2 separate regions of the Mus musculus genome follow, and region 1 is linked to region 2. Evidence: chromatin loops called from intact Hi-C (ENCODE). Cell type or tissue: left cerebral cortex. All regions are shown on one strand. Each heading gives the region's core, and the rest is flanking DNA. Links, peaks and the distances in the headings are about the cores only. Region 1 has its middle 18 kb from the start of Foxj2. Region 2 holds the start of Slc2a3 (solute carrier family 2 (facilitated glucose transporter), member 3).

Evidence for each region. Hi-C counts contacts between places; a loop is a spot of excess contacts. Peaks named below come from ENCODE experiments on the same cell type or tissue, not always from the same donor. Only the 100,000 strongest peaks of a DNase experiment are listed, where the experiment ranks them.
Region 1: it touches region 2 in a loop (4-fold over the local background); 5 of 42 quality-filtered maps call a loop at or near these places.

The regions. Positions count from the first base shown.
Region 1 is chr6:122,797,748-122,806,161 of GRCm38, reverse strand. It overlaps a transcript of Slc2a3 not described here. Among named protein-coding and RNA genes, the nearest start is that of Foxj2, 18 kb to the left of the region's middle. In left cerebral cortex, for the core only: CTCF peaks have their summits at 1,546 and 8,009 (motif pointing right); DNase peaks (open chromatin) are centred at 1,547, 4,052, 4,706 and 4,952; H3K4me3 peaks cover 1,816 bases; H3K27ac peaks cover 1,859 bases.
Region 2 is chr6:122,735,670-122,744,083 of GRCm38, reverse strand. It overlaps Slc2a3 (solute carrier family 2 (facilitated glucose transporter), member 3), which reads left to right and starts at 1,339. Exons shown (of 10, transcript NM_011401.4): 1 at 1,339-1,708; 2 at 3,604-3,696; 3 at 4,091-4,251; 4 at 6,786-7,026; 5 at 7,343-7,505. The coding sequence starts at 1,694. In left cerebral cortex, for the core only: CTCF peaks have their summits at 588 (motif pointing left), 3,954 (motif pointing left) and 8,205 (motif pointing right); DNase peaks (open chromatin) are centred at 2,130, 2,671, 3,041, 3,919 and 3 more places; H3K4me3 peaks cover 2,897 bases; H3K27ac peaks cover 2,532 bases.

The sequences.
Region 1 (8,414 bases), core at 380-8,379, 62 kb before region 2:
GCAGAGGCAGGTGGATCTCTGAGTTCGAGGCCAGCCTGGTCTACAAAGTGAGTTCCAGGACAGCCAGGGCTATACAGAGAAACCCTGTCTCCAAAAAAAAGAAAAAAAAAAAAAAAAAAAAGAAGTGACTCTTGCAAATTGTCCTCTGACCTCCATACCCATATTATAAGACCTGTGTACTCAGGCACTCACACACGTATAACTGTAAATTTTTTTTAAAAGATTTCTTTATTATATGTAAGTACACTGAAGCTGTCTTCAGACACACCAGAAGAGGGCATCCGATCTCATTATGGATGGTTGTGATCCACCATATGGTTGCTGGGATTTGAACTCAGGACGTCCAGAAGAACAGTCAGTGTGCTTAACTGCTGAGCCATCTCTCCAGCCCAATGTAATTTTTTTTTTAAAAGGAAAATTAGGGGAGCCAGATGTAGTGGCACATGCTTTTAATCTTAGCACTCAGGAGGCAGAGGCAGGCAAGTCTGAGTTTGAGGATACCTGGTCTACATAGAGAATTCCTGGCCACCCACATCTTTCTATATGAGAGAGACCATGTCTCAAAAATAATCAGGGGGCTGCAGAGATGACTCAGAGGCCCAGAGTACTTGCTCCTCTTGCAGAGGTCTGCTTCATGGCAGCAACTAGCTGTGAGTGGAGTGCAAGATCTTGACACCCTCCTCTTGCCTTCTTGGTCACCAGACATACATGTGGTGCTCATACATACAGCAAAGTAAACACTCATATAAATCTCTTTTTTAAAAAAATTAGGTCCGGGCAGTGATGGTGCACGCCTTTAATCCCAGCACTTGGGAGGCAAAGGCAGGTGGATCTCTGAGTTCGAGGCCAGCCTGGTCTACAGATGGAGTTCTGGGACAGCTAGGGCTACATAGAGAAACCCTATTTAGAAAAAAAAAAAAAAAAGGGCTAGAGAGATGGCTCAGCATTTAAGAGCACCATAAATGTGATTCTTGGGGGAAGGAGCTATTTTATGCCCTCTTTGCTCCCAAGTAACTGTAGTGCATATTTCTTTAAAAAAAAAAAGATTTTGTATATATAAGTACACTGTCACTGTCTTCAACACACTACAAGGCATCAGATCTCATTACAGATGGTTGTGAGCCACTATGTGGTTGCTGGGAATTGAACTCAGGACCTCTGGAACAACAACCAGTGCTCTAACCACTGAGCCATCTCTCCAGCCCTAGCTCCAGGTTTCATGATAAAGGTTCAATTTAAAAAAATAAATAACAAAGGCCAGGTGTGGTGGCGCATGCCTTTGATACCAGCACTCAAGAGGCAAAGGCAGGTGGATCTCTGTCAGCCTGGCCTACAAAGCGAGTTCCAGGACAGCCGGGGCTTGTTACAGAGAAACCGCATCTCGAAAAACCATTAATAATGCTAACTAGAATGTCTCAAATGACAAAGCACCATGAGTCATAGATGGACCTTGAGAAGTCTCAAAAAGCAGTTAGACATGAGATAAGCAAGAAAGCCATGGCTGTATCTTGGAAGCTGTGTCCCTGATGACCACAGTGCCCCTCTGTGGTTAATTCTCGAACTGCAGATGGACTGTTCCTGCCATATCAAGAACTAAGATACCAGAGCACTTTCAAGCACGTGTGTACCAACCTCCAAGACCTCAGCCTCATACTGCTGTTCACAGTGAAGTCTTGACTCCCCCTGCCTTGTGGCCTTTCTTAGGGGACTGTGAGGGAGGTACACCCCATAGGGTGATACCTCAGCCTGTGAGCATGTCACTTACCTCATAGTCATAGAAACTTTTAAAATTTATTTATTCATCTACTTTGCATCCCTACCACAGTTTCCCACCTCTCCTCTCCTCCTAGACCTTCCTCCATAAAAGAAGCCATGGTGCAGTACCCACCATGATGCCGCCAGTTCTCCAGTCTCTTCCGAGGTTCTTAGTGGTAGCCCACCCCCATCTCTCATCGGAGTGCCTGCTTGCTTTGCTAGGTGAACTTCTGATTGAATGGTATATGTCTCTTAACTCAGTTCTTTCAAGAAGGCAAGAACTAAGGCTGTGCGATAGCTTAGCAGGGAAAGGCACCTTCTGCCCTGCCTGATGACCCAGGCTGATACTCCAAACCCCTGTGGTAAAAGGCGAAAACCAACTCTCACAGAATGTCTTCTGACTTCCACACATGCCTCCTCATAAATGTATTAATAAATAAGAGTCAAGAGCCAGTCAGTGGTGGCACATGCCTTTAATCCCAGCATAAGGGAGGTAGAGGCAGGCAGATCTCTGAGATTAAGGCCAGCCTGGTCTAAGGATACACAGAGAGACCCTATCTCAAAAAAAAAAAAAAAAAAAAAAAAAAAAAGCCAATGACCTTGTAACAAATATTCTAACATCTATTTTTTGAATTGTATGATTTCTGATGAATGAATAGACATGTGAAACAGAATCAGAGTGACATAGTGTAGACATATGTTGTTTCGATAAATATTGCCAGCTTTCCAAACATTTGGGGGGGTCCCATTTATCCATTTACATACCCATTAACAATGTATGAACTATATGTGGTGGTTCTGAGTTTGAGGCCAGCACTTAAGACTGAGACAGGAGGATTGCTACTAGTTCAAGGCTAGTCTGTGGCACAGAGTAAGACCCTGTCCAAAGAAAAAGCCAAAACCAGAGCTGGAGACATGGCTCAGCTGTTCAAAGCACTTGGTGCTCTTCCAGGACAAGAGGGAGGGAAGGAGGGAAGCAGGAAGAGACGGAGAGGGAGAGAAGGAGGGAAAGGAAGGGAGAGAGGGAGGGAGAGAGGGGGGAGGGGGAGAGAGAGAGAAATCTTTTTTTTTTTAATAAAATGGCAAAACCAAAGCCAAGTGTGGTGGGCCATACTTGTTACCTGGTATTCAGGATTGCTGCAGCTCTAAAAGGAAAGGTTTCTCCTATAAGTGTTACAGCTCTGCTCCAAGGCTTCTCCTACAGAAGTTACTACCGTTCTGCTCCTGTGCTGGGGGAAGGTCTCCCAAAAAAAGTGTTACATCTCTGCTCTAGCTGAGGAAGTTTTCCCCAGCAAAAACTGTTATACTCTGCTCTGAAAGGTATCCTGGCGATTGGGAGCCAAGGACTACCACAAGGTTACACTGCACAACAAACTTCACATAAGAGATATATTGGAAGCCCGGCAGTGGTGGCGCATACCTTTAATCCTGGCACTTGGGAGGCAGAGGCAAGTGGATTTCTGAGTTTGAGGCCAGTCTGGTCTACAGAGTGAGTTCCAGGACAGCCAGGGCTACACAGAGAAACCCTGTCTCGAAACCTCCCTGTCCACCCCCACCCCACCCCCCACCCCAAAAAAGAGATTTATTGGGAGGGGATAATCTCGGAGGGAGGCTGCCTCTGCTCAGGAGTGAAGTTACAGGGAAGTGAGCAGAAAACAAGGTTTATATAGGGATTATGGGGGAGGGTGGGGCTTTCTAGGGTGGAGACTGGTGGGATTTCAATTCCTGATCTTGGACTTGGTAAGGTTTCCTGTTCAGAGATTGGTGGACTTCTTTTTCTTGGCCCTGATTTGGGCTCTTTTACCCTACAGGATGATCAGGAATTTAAGGACAGACTCAACTACACAGCGAGTTTGGGGCCACCCTGAGCTATATAAAGACCTTATCTTTAAAAAAAAATCCAGAATAATGTATGACTGTCCTATTCTCTGATGCTTGCTTGGCATTCCTTTCTTTCCCCTCCCTTCTCCCTTGTCTCAGCCTTCCGGTGTGTGCCTACTGGCATAAGGAGCTTTAATTTGAAGTTCCCTAGCGATTTACTCACGTGCACACCTTTGCACACGCGTGTTCGTTCACTGCAAATACCCTTTTTGAGAGGTGCAGTTCTTGATCTTTATGAAAACCCTGCCAGCCCCAGCTCCTCCACACTCCTCAAAAGTCACGTTATCTTGCTGACTTGAGCCAGCAGTTACTGCAAGCCTGGCCTTCCGCCTCCCAAACCTAGCCGTGTTGTCTGCTTGACAAGACACCAGCGGGGTAGCAGACCTTTATGATACCAAAGCGCCAAACCCGCACCGGAGTCCTTTTGAAGACGAAGGGGAACACATGGGCTGTGAAGGGGCTCACCAGCTCCTTCCACGGAACCCGCTCTGCGCCCTCCTGGGGGAGTAGAGGCGCGAGGGGGTTCCGTATCTCTTAAAGCAGCAATGTCAACTCCCTCTTAAGGGAGGCACGGAGGATGGCGGGGCCCAGGACGTGAAGCCTCAGGGCGCTGACACGTTCGGGGACCCCAGACTACGCCTGATCGGTTGGTGGCCAGGTGAGGAGCAGGACGCAGGCGACAGGCCGCCCTGGAAGGGACCCTTGCTTTCGCCGTAAGTGGAGCGTGCAGGGTGGACGGAGCGAGCAAGCGAGCGCCGGGCACGTTTTCCTCCGTCAACGGACCCTTCCGAACGGAAAGCGGGCTGGCGACGGCGCGGGGCTAACGGCTGCGACGGTGGCGGTGGCGGCGGTGCTGTCACTCCGGCGCGGCGCCCGGAGCAGAGCCGGGCTGCGAAGCGGGCGGTTGGGCGGAGCTCGGCACCGGGCAGCTGCGGGGATGGTGGGTGAGAGGCGGGAAGCCGAGGTGGGTGGAGGGTGGTTCGGAATCGCCCCTGTTGGTGTTCACTGAGCATCCTAACAGGAACCCAGGGCCCTCGGCCAAGCACATGGCCAAAAGACCCGCCCTCCCGGACCTCACATCCTAGACAAATGAGTAGATGGTAGCCGGGGAAGTCTTTGTAAGTGAGGACGGAAACTATCGACTCGGTCAAGCCAGGAAGGAGCTACACCACTGAGCTACATCCCCTCCCTTGTTACTTTTTGAGACAGGGGCTCTCTCCGGCCTTGAACTACCCCGGGTAACTCCGACTGGACTGGAACTGTAGATCCTCTTACATAAGCCTCCAGAGCACCTAAAATTACAGGCCTGTACATCTTCTCAAGGGAAATGTAACGGGTGAAGGAATCAGGACAGAACTGTGTGTTCTGCCAAGTGCGGGGTAGAGAAAGTGGTTTGTCTGAGAGGAACTACTGAGAGTGAACCCAGAGTGAATCCAAACAGAGGGAACTGGTCCGCGGAGAGGAAGGAATTGTGTTAGCCATGAAAGATGTCTGCTAGGGTCTTAAGCCAGAGGGATATTTTTTTTCTTAGCAAATTTGTGGGTAATTCAGTAAGTGACTTACTCCCTAAGTGTTTGAGAAAGGATGAAAGGCTACTGGGCAAAATGGTCTTAGTTTCTCCCGGTTTAATACATAAGCATAAAGAGCTATTCTGTGAGTTAATCACTTTAGTTTTTTTTTTTTTTTTTTTTTTTTTTTCACGACTACTGGGGACTGACCACATGCTAGGTTAGTGTTCCCCTGCTCAGCTATATTACCCACCCCCACCCGTGTGTGTGTGTGTGTGTGTGTGTGTGTGTGTGTGTGTGTGTGTGTGTGTGTGGTCTCCCTGTAATTTGTAGGATTTGTTGGGTTCCAGAGATCGAATTCAGGTTGTTAGGCTTAGCAGCAAGCAACCTCACCCGCTGAACTATCTTGCCAGTGCCAGAACCTCACTTTTTTTTTTAAAAAAAGATTTATTGTATGTAAGTACACTGTAGCTGTCTTCAGACACCAGAAGAAGGAATCAGGTTTTGTTATAGATGGTTGTGAGCCACCATGTGGTTGCTGGGATTTGAACACAGGACCTCCGGAAGAGCAGTCAGTGCTCTTAACCACTGAGCCATCTCTCCAGCCCCAGAACCTCACTTTTAAAGAAAAACATATTTATTTGAAGTGGAAGGGCCCCGTGGAGCTGTTCTGTGTTTATTTTGTTTTTCCAAAATAAGAGTGACACAGAAGGTAAGAGGGAGTTCTCAGGAGAAAGAGATGAGGAAGGGATCAAAAGACTAGAAAAGGCAAAGAGATCTTTGTCACAGACTGGCAGCCTATGCCCTCAGTCCCAGGACCTGGGAAGCTGAAGCCAGACAGGTTGTTTAACTAGCCATGCACACTGGTTCAGCAAAGGAAGGAAGAAGAAGAAGTATGAGAGGGTAAGATGGTGTGGCCAAAGTCTCCAACCAAGATAGTATATATTTTTAAAGATTTATTTATTATTTATTTTTTTAATTTTTAAAAAAGATTTATTTATTATATGTAAGTACACTGTAGCTGTCTTCAGACACTCCAGAAGAGGGCATCAGATCTCATTACAGATGGTTGTGAGCCACCATGTGGTTGCTGAAATTTGAACTCAGGACCTTCAAAAGAGTAGTCAGTGTTCTTACCCGCTGAGCCATCTCTCCAGCCTACTCTTTCTTTCTTTCTTTCTTTCTTTCTTTCTTTCTTTCTTTCTTTCTTTCTTTCTTTCTTTCATGCATAGAAGTGCACCACTATTACTCTCTTCAGATGCACCAGAGAGCATTACGGATGGTTGTGAGCCACCATGTGGTTGCTGGGACTTGAACTCAGGACCTCTGGAGGAGCAGTTGGTGCCCTTAACCACTGAGCCATCTCTCCAGCCCCCCAAGCTAGTATTTTTACTTACTTCATCTCAGCTAGCCTTCAAGGCAACCTGTCCATGTCAGGAGAAGGAGGGTAGAGAAAGCAGACATGGTGATGTTGACAGCCCCCTAAGCAGAACCATGATGTCTGACTGTTGCTACTCACTGAAATGGTCTGAACGAGGGTGAGAGTGAAAAGAGGCAGATGCTTTCCAATGTCCTGTTTTGTCATTTTAGATACAGAGTCTCACTGTGTAGTCCTGGCTGTCCTGAAATTCTCTATGTAGACCTGGCTGACCTCGAACTCACCCTTCTCAGTGGCAGGATTAAAGGAGTGTGACACTGGCTATTTCAGATACTTTAAACCTGTTGTTGTTCATAGTTAAATTTATTTGCAATCGTTGAAAACTAGAAGCAACACAAATGTTCATCAACAAAAAGTGAATGGAGGGGGCTGGAAAGATGGCTCAGCGGTTAAGAGCACTGACTTGTTCTTCCAGAGGTCCTGAGTTCAAATCCCAACAACCACATGGTGGCTCACAACCATCCTTAACGATATCTGACTCCCTCTTCTAGAATGTCTGAAGACAGCTACAGTGTACTTACATATAATAAATAAATCTTTTAAAAAAAGTGAATGGATAAATAACATATTACAGCCATGTGGTAGAATACTATAGGATTATTCTATACTGTAGAGGCATCTATACAAGAAAAGAGGCTATTGAAGCAGAGCTGGGTTTGTTTGATTTTTAAAAGATTTCAATATAACTTTTAAGCAGTAGGGTTAAGAGAAAAAAAGATGCACTTAAGAGTGAGTATGGGCTTCTCAAGGGAGAGATGCCAATCACAGACTATTGGTCGTATCAAAGCATAGCCAAATCTCTAAGTATTCTGAGGTCTTCAGTTGTAACTCTTCAAATACTGTAATTCTTACATGATGAATAAGCTGTATTAAATTACAGAATTTGTGATGGTAGAGAGACGGCTCAGTGGTTGGAGCACTGGCTGCTCTTGCAGAGGACCTAAGTTCAGTTCCCAGCACCCCATGGTGGCTCACAACCATCCATGGTAATTCCGGTTCTGGATCTGACACCTTTGCACTTTCTTGTGACCTCCCTGGGCACTGAGCATCTATACCGTAAACATGCATACATAAAGGCAAGACTCTAATCTACATAAAAAGTAACATAAACCATAAAAAAAAGAAGAAAATGGCAGAATTGGTGCCAGCAAGGTCACCTAGCTCACTTCCTGTCCATTTTGCAGATGGAGAAACTGCCAGTTGGTGACATGTAATGGCTCAAAATCTAGAGGTTTTTTTTGTTTTGTTTTTTTTGTTTGTTTGTTTTTTTTAGCATATTTAACCATCTTTTTCTTTCCTTCATCCAGTACCCTTCACTTGTTAGCCCCTCCACAATCTCTGGCGATTGAACAAGGTTCCCAGAAATTTTTTTTTTTTTTAAGATTTATTTATTTTATGTATGAGTACACTGTAGCTGTCTTCAGACACACCAGAAGAGGGCGCCAGATCCCATTACAGATGGTTGTGAGCCACCATGTAGTTGCTGGGAATTGAACCTCTGGAAGAACAGGCAGTGTTCTTACCCACAGAGCCATCTCTCCAGCCCAAGTTATTCTAATGTATCATTAGAATGTATGAAAACTCACCTCCGGTGTCACAGTGCCCATTTGTCTAGGAGATAACTCACGAGCTCTTCTTTCAGGAAACTTAATTAGATAGAATGAATAACTAAATAACTAATGACCAATTGCAATTTACAGGAAGCTGTGCCTTGAAGAGAAATTTGAAGAAGGATCAAGTCTTGCTACAATAGAGAGATGGAGAGCAGCAAACATAATGTGAGTATTAAGATTAATGTCAGACTGGTATCAAATTGTTGTGCTACTGTTGAT
Region 2 (8,414 bases), core at 233-8,232:
GGTTTTCTCCTGACACCATGTGTGGGTCGTGGGGATGAAACTCAGGTCTCCAGACTTGGCAGCAAGTGCCTTTACCTGCTAAGCCATCTTGACAACCTTCATTATTTCTAATGTGGCTACAGGAAAATGGAATGTTGCACCAAGTGGCTTGGATTCTCTTTCTACTGGCAGGCACTGGCCTTTGGGCTTTACTATTTCTTTAGCTGCTAGATTCAGTTGCTGTGGTAATTAAACGGCGCTTCCGACTCAGTGCTTCTAGGAAAGAAAAATGACGAGAGCAAGGGGGTGCAACCTCGGGGATGATTTTCTTGCGCGGTCCGGTTCACTCCACCTCAGTTTTCTCAGCAAGCATCCGATTTGGCAAAGACCCTCCTTTAAGGAGAAAGGGACCAGGTTTGCTTCAGTTCAGTCCATCAGTCTAGATCTCTGCCCAGAAAGCTAGGGACTGAAGATGCCTTTCCTTCCTCGAGCCTATACCAAATCACTCTTCAGGGGAGGGGTCGCCTTCCCTCCCCCGCACCGGGAGTCAGAGCCTAGAGCCTCAGTGTCACACGTTTATCACGTGCTCAGCTGCTTCACTCTGGAGCTCACCTGAAATGTGCCTGCCTCCTGCAGGCCATCGCAGGCCTCTCTGTAAGCTCTCCTTTCGCGTACCCAACTTTTTAGGTTTCTTTCAGTGTGGTAGTGAAGTACTTGTCTCAAGTTTGTCTTTCGAGAGACACACAATCCCTAGGTAATAGTATGTTAGCAAACGTTTCTTATATGAGAATCAGTTACCCTAGACTGATTGTTCTGGGGGTTTAACCTAGAGCCGCGGCAAGTGCTATACCACTGCGAGACACCTCCACCCCAGCTCTTAATTTTTTCTTCCCGCTTGAGAGCTATGCACTCAGCAAAAATCTGTAAGTTGAATTAGATATTTGTTGTGTTTCTAGATGCTGTTAATCTCAAAACAGAGCTGAGAGAGGCAGAATTCACAATGGGTGGGGTGGCGTATGCTGTGGTGAGGAATTGGGGCTGTGTACTTCACTTGATCCTTCTTGGAGCCTCAAGTCAAGAAGGCTGCCTTCACACCTGGATGCGTTTTCTTGGACTGCCTCGCCTTTCCCTCCTTCAAGGCGAGTACACCCAGCCTATAATGAAAACGCATTATCAATTCTCTGCTTCCTGCTCCTTGGATGACTTTCAACTAAAAGCAGCACTGACTCTACTCTGCGTTTAGACTGATTCCATCCCGACTGCCTTCAAATTTGCCCGCCCTCCAAACTTTGTTTTAGTATTTTTTTCTGTGAAACAAAAAGGCTGTCGGCTCTTGAAAAGGGGAAGGAATTTGGAAGCGCTTTGAGGGGAAAAAAAAAAGAACCACGAGGAGGATGTGGTAAAAAGCAGGAGGGGGTGGGTGATGGTGGTTGATTGCAAAGGACAGGGGCTGGGGGTGGAGCGGTGAAGATCAGATAAGAGGTCACTGAATTCCTGGGGTCACAGGTTAAGGATTGGGGGGTGGGAGGTTGAAGGCTCCACCCCTTGCAGAGATTATAAATAGGTAGGCTGGGCTTCGGGCTGTGATGCTTTCGGTGATAGTCCTTAAGCCTTCTGAGAGCGGCTTCTGTAGGACCCGAGGAACACTTGCTGCCGAGAACATTGGCTGGATACCTCTAGATCTACCTTAAGACTTGAGAACTAGGTTGGGACCATGGGGACAACGAAGGTAAGAGCTGGTTGTTTTTATTTGCTTGTTTGGGGTCCTCACGGAGGTAGGTCGTGGTGCGGATCGCCGTGCTCCGGTTTCTCCTAAGTCACCGAGCCATCCGGACGGAGGCCTTTTCTTATCAGCTCCAGCAAGCAATTCGATACTAGTGTTAGCGTTCTAGGCATCTCCTACCTGACGAGGATCCTCTCGGACACCTTCTTAGCACGTGAAAGTCACCTCAGAAGCTGTTTGCCTCTCGGGTGTGTTTGAGGTAGCTGTGATGAGAGCGAAGAGGGTAGGACTTGGCCGCGGGGGTCTCGGAGCCAGCTGGAAGGCTTGGGAAAGGCTTAGACCTTGAGAGGACGTGGGGTTGGCTTGGGTTTGCTGTTCAGCATCCCGCTATCGGTCCTTGGGTTCCCGGTACTGTGGGGAGGGAAGTCCAGTTGTCCTTACTATGGTTGTGAGTGCAGGATGTATCGGAGTTAGTGTGGGCGGAGGGAGGAAGGCAGTATTTGTAAGGAAAAGGGCATTTCCACGAAGATTAACTTGGAAATTAAGTAAATTAAGAGACCGTGAAAAAAAAATCAGGATAAAAGAGGGGATGTCTGTAAAGAGGGTTTTACAACAAGGAAAGGGCCTTCGCCTGGAAGGGACAGCACTTAACCACCGAGAGACTGGGAGGCTGCCGGGAAGGTCAGCTCGCTGCTAGACGCTCCCAGCCTGCCACCGGGAGTGACCTTAAGAGGAACTTAAGGACAGGTGAAGAGGTTGTAGCAGGCCAAATAGGTCGGCCTCAGACTCCAGTTTTGAGATGTCCCTGCCTGCTTGAGTGATTTCCCAGCAAGGTGAGGAGATGTCTGCCTGATCCCCCCTTGCTAAAAATGGCTCCTAATAATGTGTTTAAAATGAGCAGAGGCTCTGGCCAGCTGGGCGGAGAATGGTACCATATTTAGAGAACAGGAAGACTCTCAAGAGGGCCCAGGATGTTGCTGGTGGGTTGGGTAGTCTAGAGATAAGAAAAATAAAAATCTGAGCATAGCACCTCGCACCTGTGACTCCAAACCTGAGAGGCTGAAGCAGGAGAAGTGAGGAGCTGACTTGAGGTTAGCTTGGAGTACAGAGCGTGGGACCTCCTCTCAAAGAGAGGAAGAGGAGATGAGAGAGAAACAGGTGGTGGGAGAGGAGAAAAAGGAATTCACACGGTTAGTTCCGGTGCTTGGGGGTCGGGGGGGGGGTGGTGCGGGGGGAGAAGGGGGTCACCTGCCATCTACCATGCTGGTGTGGCTGCTCCTTCCTGCTCCTGTTCTGGCCTCTACAGTCTGTGAGGCGTGGTGGACCCACATGGAGTCTGGTTCTGCCCTCTATGCTTTGAGGGGTTTGGGTCTGTTATGTTTTATGTTTTGAGACAAGATCTCACTGTAAGCCTGGACTAGCCATGAACTCACCGATAGTATTCCACAACCCTGCATTCACCGTTCCCTAGGGCAGTCAGATACCTGTGTCTATCTGGTGACGTTTTTGGTTGCCTTTTCTTTTTGAGAAATTTAGTTCAGGCGGACTTTGAACTCAGGATCCTAGGGTTCTAGGATTACAGTTGTTCACCACCCTAGTCCGGCTGGTGAAATGGTCTTGTTTTTGCTTTTCGGTTTTTTTTTTTTTTTGTTTTTGTTTTTTGAGACAGGGTCTCACTGTGTAGCCTGGCTGGCCTGGTACTAGCTATGTAGATGAGGCCAAGAGAATTGACTTAAATTCCTTTTTAGGTCTTTCTCTCCAAATGCGCCTGAAATCCTGGCATTCTAAGCAAAGGCAGGAGAAATGCCTTAAGATGGACTCCAAGCAGGCATCCTTGGGAAGGGAAAGAATGTCACTGGTCAAAGTGTGTAAGCATTTCCCCTTGTCTGCTTGCTCTCCAGGTGACCCCATCTCTGGTGTTCGCCGTGACTGTTGCCACGATCGGCTCTTTCCAGTTTGGCTACAACACTGGAGTCATCAATGCACCTGAGACAGTGAGTGTGCCGAAATGAAAAGGGATTGCAAACTGAGTTTTAAGTAGGACTGGGACTTTAAGATGCCTGGCTAAGGTGGGGGAGGGCTAGCACACTGTGGAAGAAGCTAAGGCAAGCTCTTTGCTCCTCAGGCTCTGCCCCCTCACCGAGTTGTGATCCTTTTCCTATATTATTCTTTAGGGATTCCTAAGAACGTGGGAAGTCGTGACTGGGTGGGGTGCCCCTTTGAACATCTGTGCTGCCACCTACTGGACGTTTAGGGTGATGCCCTTTTCAAAGCACGTGCCTTTCCTCCCTCCTGATCCTGGCCTCTAAGGAAGCCACCCTAGGATTTGCCTACTACTCTCATCGAGATTTAATGGTCTGTCCTCACACTGTGCATTTTTTCGTGCAGATCCTAAAGGACTTTCTTAACTACACTTTGGAAGAGCGGTTAGAAGACCTACCAAGTGAGGGACTGCTGACTGCCCTCTGGTCCTTATGTGTGGCCATCTTCTCTGTTGGTGGCATGATTGGCTCTTTTTCTGTTGGACTCTTTGTCAACCGCTTTGGCAGGTACTGAGCAGACACTGGGCCAGGAGTCTGCCTGCACTGGTTACCCGAAAGACAGCAGAGCACATCGGGTCAGGGGGATAATGCTGTGTGGGAACGTGTTGGGTTATCCTTGGGGAAAGCTAGTCCACCTGCCTAGAGAGCTGCGATGTGAGACCTTGCTCTCGGAAGTTCCCATTTTAGCTCCCAGGCTGGTTTAATTTTGCTAGAGTGAGGTCAGCAACGGAGTTCCTTAAACTTCTTTTAAGGACAAAGGTTGCTTCTCCCTCCCACCCCACCCCCAAGGCAGTCACTGGCTAACTGTGTAGACCAGGCTGGCCTCTATCAAACTCGGAGGTCCAGCCGCCTGCCTCTGCTTCCTGGGTGCCATGACATCCAGCCAGAAGTTATTTTTGTTTCTGAAATTTTTGGAGACTTCTTGGAAGTCTTTTCATTATTTTATAAAATAAATATTTTCGGGCTGGTGAGATGGCTCAGTGGGTAAGAGCACTCGACTGCTCTTCCGAAGGTCTGAAGTTCAAATCCCAGCAACCACATGGTGGCTCACAACCATCCGTAATGAGATCTGACTCCCTCTTCTGGAGTGTCTGAAGACAGCTACAGTGTACTTACATATAATAAAAATAAATAAATCTTAGCTGGGCGTGGTGGCGCACGCCTTTTAAAAAATAAATAAATAAATACTTTCTGCAGCCCTTGCCATGTGGAAAATGTAAATGATGGCTAAATAACTTGATTTCCCTCCCCAAAGAGACATTGATTGATATAGTACCATGTCTTAAGGGTCATATGCTTCCAGAGATGACTGGTAATGGAGTCAAAGTCACATAAGATACTCAGCCGGGCAAGACAGCGCAAACACACAATGCTAGCACCCCAGAGACTCAGGCACGGGGATTATGGGTTGGGGCCAGCCTGGAATCCACAGGTAGAAGGAAAGAACCTACCTACATGAGTTGAACTCTGATGACCTCCACAAACAATATAGCACATGCTCTCTGTGGAATATACATCTTGCCACACGCAAACACAATTAAAGTGAAAAACTTCGTTATCTTAAAAAGTTAAATTTATATATTCTAGACATGTAAATTGAAATCATGGTAATTAGTAAAGCAAACCTATTATTGGATAATGCTTATCTGTTATTTTGTTTTTATGTTTTTAAATTTATTTACTTTATGAGTACACTGCAGCTGTCTTAAGACACAGCAGAAGAGGGCATCAGACCCCATTACAGTTGGTTGTGAGTCACCATGTGATTGCTGAGAACTGAACTCAGGAGGACCTCTGAAAGAGCAGTCAGTGCTCTTAACCACCGAGCCATCTCTCCAGCCCACTATTTTGGTATTTTTAATGGTGTCTCATGACTCAGACTCCAGTGACTTTTTCCCTTTAGACAAAGAACCTCACTAAAGAAGAGAATGGAAAAAGAGGTGTTTTGGGTTTTTTGTTTGTTTGTTTGTTTGTTTGTTTTCATTTGTTTGTTTTGTTTTTTGGGGGGTTTTGTTTTTGTTAAGACAAGGTTTTTTGTAGCCATGGCTGTCCTTAGACCAGGCTGGCCTTGAACTCAGAGATCAATCTGCCTCTGCCTCGGGAGTGCTGGGACCACAACTTGTCGTAACTTTTTAAATTTTAACTTAAGAGTTTTAAATTTTTTTCCCCTCTTAATGGTATTTGTGCATCTTGGCTGCACACTCAGGAGTCCCAGGGATACCTCGTACTCTGAGACAATTAAGTGGGTCCCTAGGGCATGGGAACTATGTGTCGACATTTTCCCAGCTCCCTTTATAGTTTATTAGTCTATTTGAGCAAAGAATCTCACAGGTCCGCTGGGCATGGTGGTGCTCAGGAGGCCAAGCAGGTTTGGGGCTAACCTGGGCTGCACAGCGGGACCTTTTACCGCCAGAATCCCAAGGCCCCTCAGCCACTGAAGGTTCTCAGGGCTAGTCTCTTCTGTCTCAGCTGTGTCAGTGGCTCTGCTGCCAGCTTAGCTTATAAAGCATTAGTCACACCAGTTTCAGTACTGATTAGTACTAACTAGCCCTTAACTACTTGACACAGACCTTTTGAGGATTCAGGAAAGGATTAAAAAAAATTGTCCTAAATATCCGACCGTCTTTGCAGTATGAGTTCTGTAATGAAATGTGATAAAATGGGGCTGGCACGGTAGCTCAGTACGGAGAAGCCTGTGTCATGAAGCCGATGACCTGAGGTGTGTAAGTCCTCGGGATCCACATAAAAGTGGAAAGAGAACCAACTCCAGCCAGCCACAAAGGTTGTCCTCTGAACTCCACATGTGCCCTGTGGCACACTGGCACCTGGACACTCAAACACAAACACAGTACAGAATAAAAAGAAACCCTAAGGTATAGCGAAGTGGTGAGGAGGGTCCCTCAAGTCCACAAGCCCACAGCAGCAAAAAGGAAAGAGATTGACATCTACGGAGGCTTCAGAAGAGCAAAAGGATGAGGAGAGACAGACAGGGGATCTCTCTCGCGCGCGCGTTACTAACCACTTTGTCTTTAACCTTGCAGACGCAACTCTATGCTTCTAGTCAACTTGCTGGCCATCATTGCGGGCTGCCTTATGGGATTCGCCAAGATAGCGGAGTCTGTTGAAATGCTGATCCTGGGCCGCTTACTCATTGGCATTTTCTGTGGCCTGTGCACGGGCTTTGTGCCTATGTACATTGGAGAGGTGTCTCCCACTGCCCTTCGGGGTGCATTTGGCACACTAAACCAGCTGGGCATCGTTGTTGGGATTCTGGTAGCTCAGGTACCCTTACAGTTTTATGTATTATAATAATAATGGACGCTAGCTAGCTCTGTGCGCCATGAATGAACTGACATACGTGAAGCACTCTATCTAGATCTGGCATGTGTTCAATTGTGTATTTATATGTACATGTTTCAGATATTACTGTAGTTCATACGGTACCTAATGATACAGGCAGGGCCCAGAAAGAAATAGAAACAATTTGTTTTCTCTTTCCTATTTATGGTAAAAGGATACGTGATTTTTTTTTTTAATGGTGCAATTATGGCATAGAAATACAATTGAGGTTAAACATTTCTCTTTGTCTGCATCTAAGATCTTTGGTTTGGACTTTATTCTGGGCTCTGAAGAACTGTGGCCTGGGCTCCTTGGCTTAACCATCATTCCAGCTATCCTGCAAAGCGCAGCCCTTCCATTTTGCCCTGAGAGTCCAAGATTCTTGCTCATTAACAAAAAGGAGGAAGACCAAGCTACAGAGAGTAAGTGCTGCTTGCTTGTCGCCTCAGGAGCGTGGTTCTGTGCGTGGTTAAGGGTGAGGACATTGGGTGTGTTTCTTGTCGCCCCCCTTGCCTGGATCTCCATGTGCAGGAAGAGTTTTCTGATTGTGGACTTTTGCTGACCCGGGCAGCTCTGTGTCTGGGAGACCAGGGATCTGCGGACCTGAAAGACCTATAGTCTATTGCTGTGCACAACCTTACTTCATTTTCAGTGTGTGTACCTTATATACACGGATGTGACAAAGAAGGTCGTTTGAGTTCAGATGAACATGTAAATGAACACCAGTGAGAGCATACTAAATATTAACCTAACAGCACAGCCCTTTCTCAGAGCTTCCTCAGGACAGACCAACTTAAACACAATTGCCTGGTGCGTACTATAGATGATATCTGGGAAAGCATGAAAGCGAGGCAGGAGGCCATGTCCAGATGCAGGGCACACTGACCAGAGTGGGTTCTATAGCTGTGTTCTGACATCCAACAAGAATAAGCATAAATTGAATGTAAATGTTTGCATCGGAGGCACAAAATCACACCCAGGAACAATCCAGGATGTGGATTTTTTTTTTTTAATTTTCTTGTAGGTACACATCTTTTTTTTCCTAAGATTTATTTATTATTATATAGAAGTACACCATAGCTGTCTTCAAATACACCAGAAGAGGGCATCAGATCTCATTATGGGTAATTGTGAGCCACCATGTGGTTGCTGGGATTTGAACTCAGGACCTTTGGAAAAGCAGTCAGTGCTCTTATCCGCTGAGCCCTTGGTCATTCTTTTGACCGTGTTCTGACCCTGCTGTCTGAGTCAGGACCTGAGAATGAAGTAGGAAGACTAGTAAAGATGGATGGATGTTTTAGGTGCCTGCTGCTGCCTGGCAGGAAACAGTT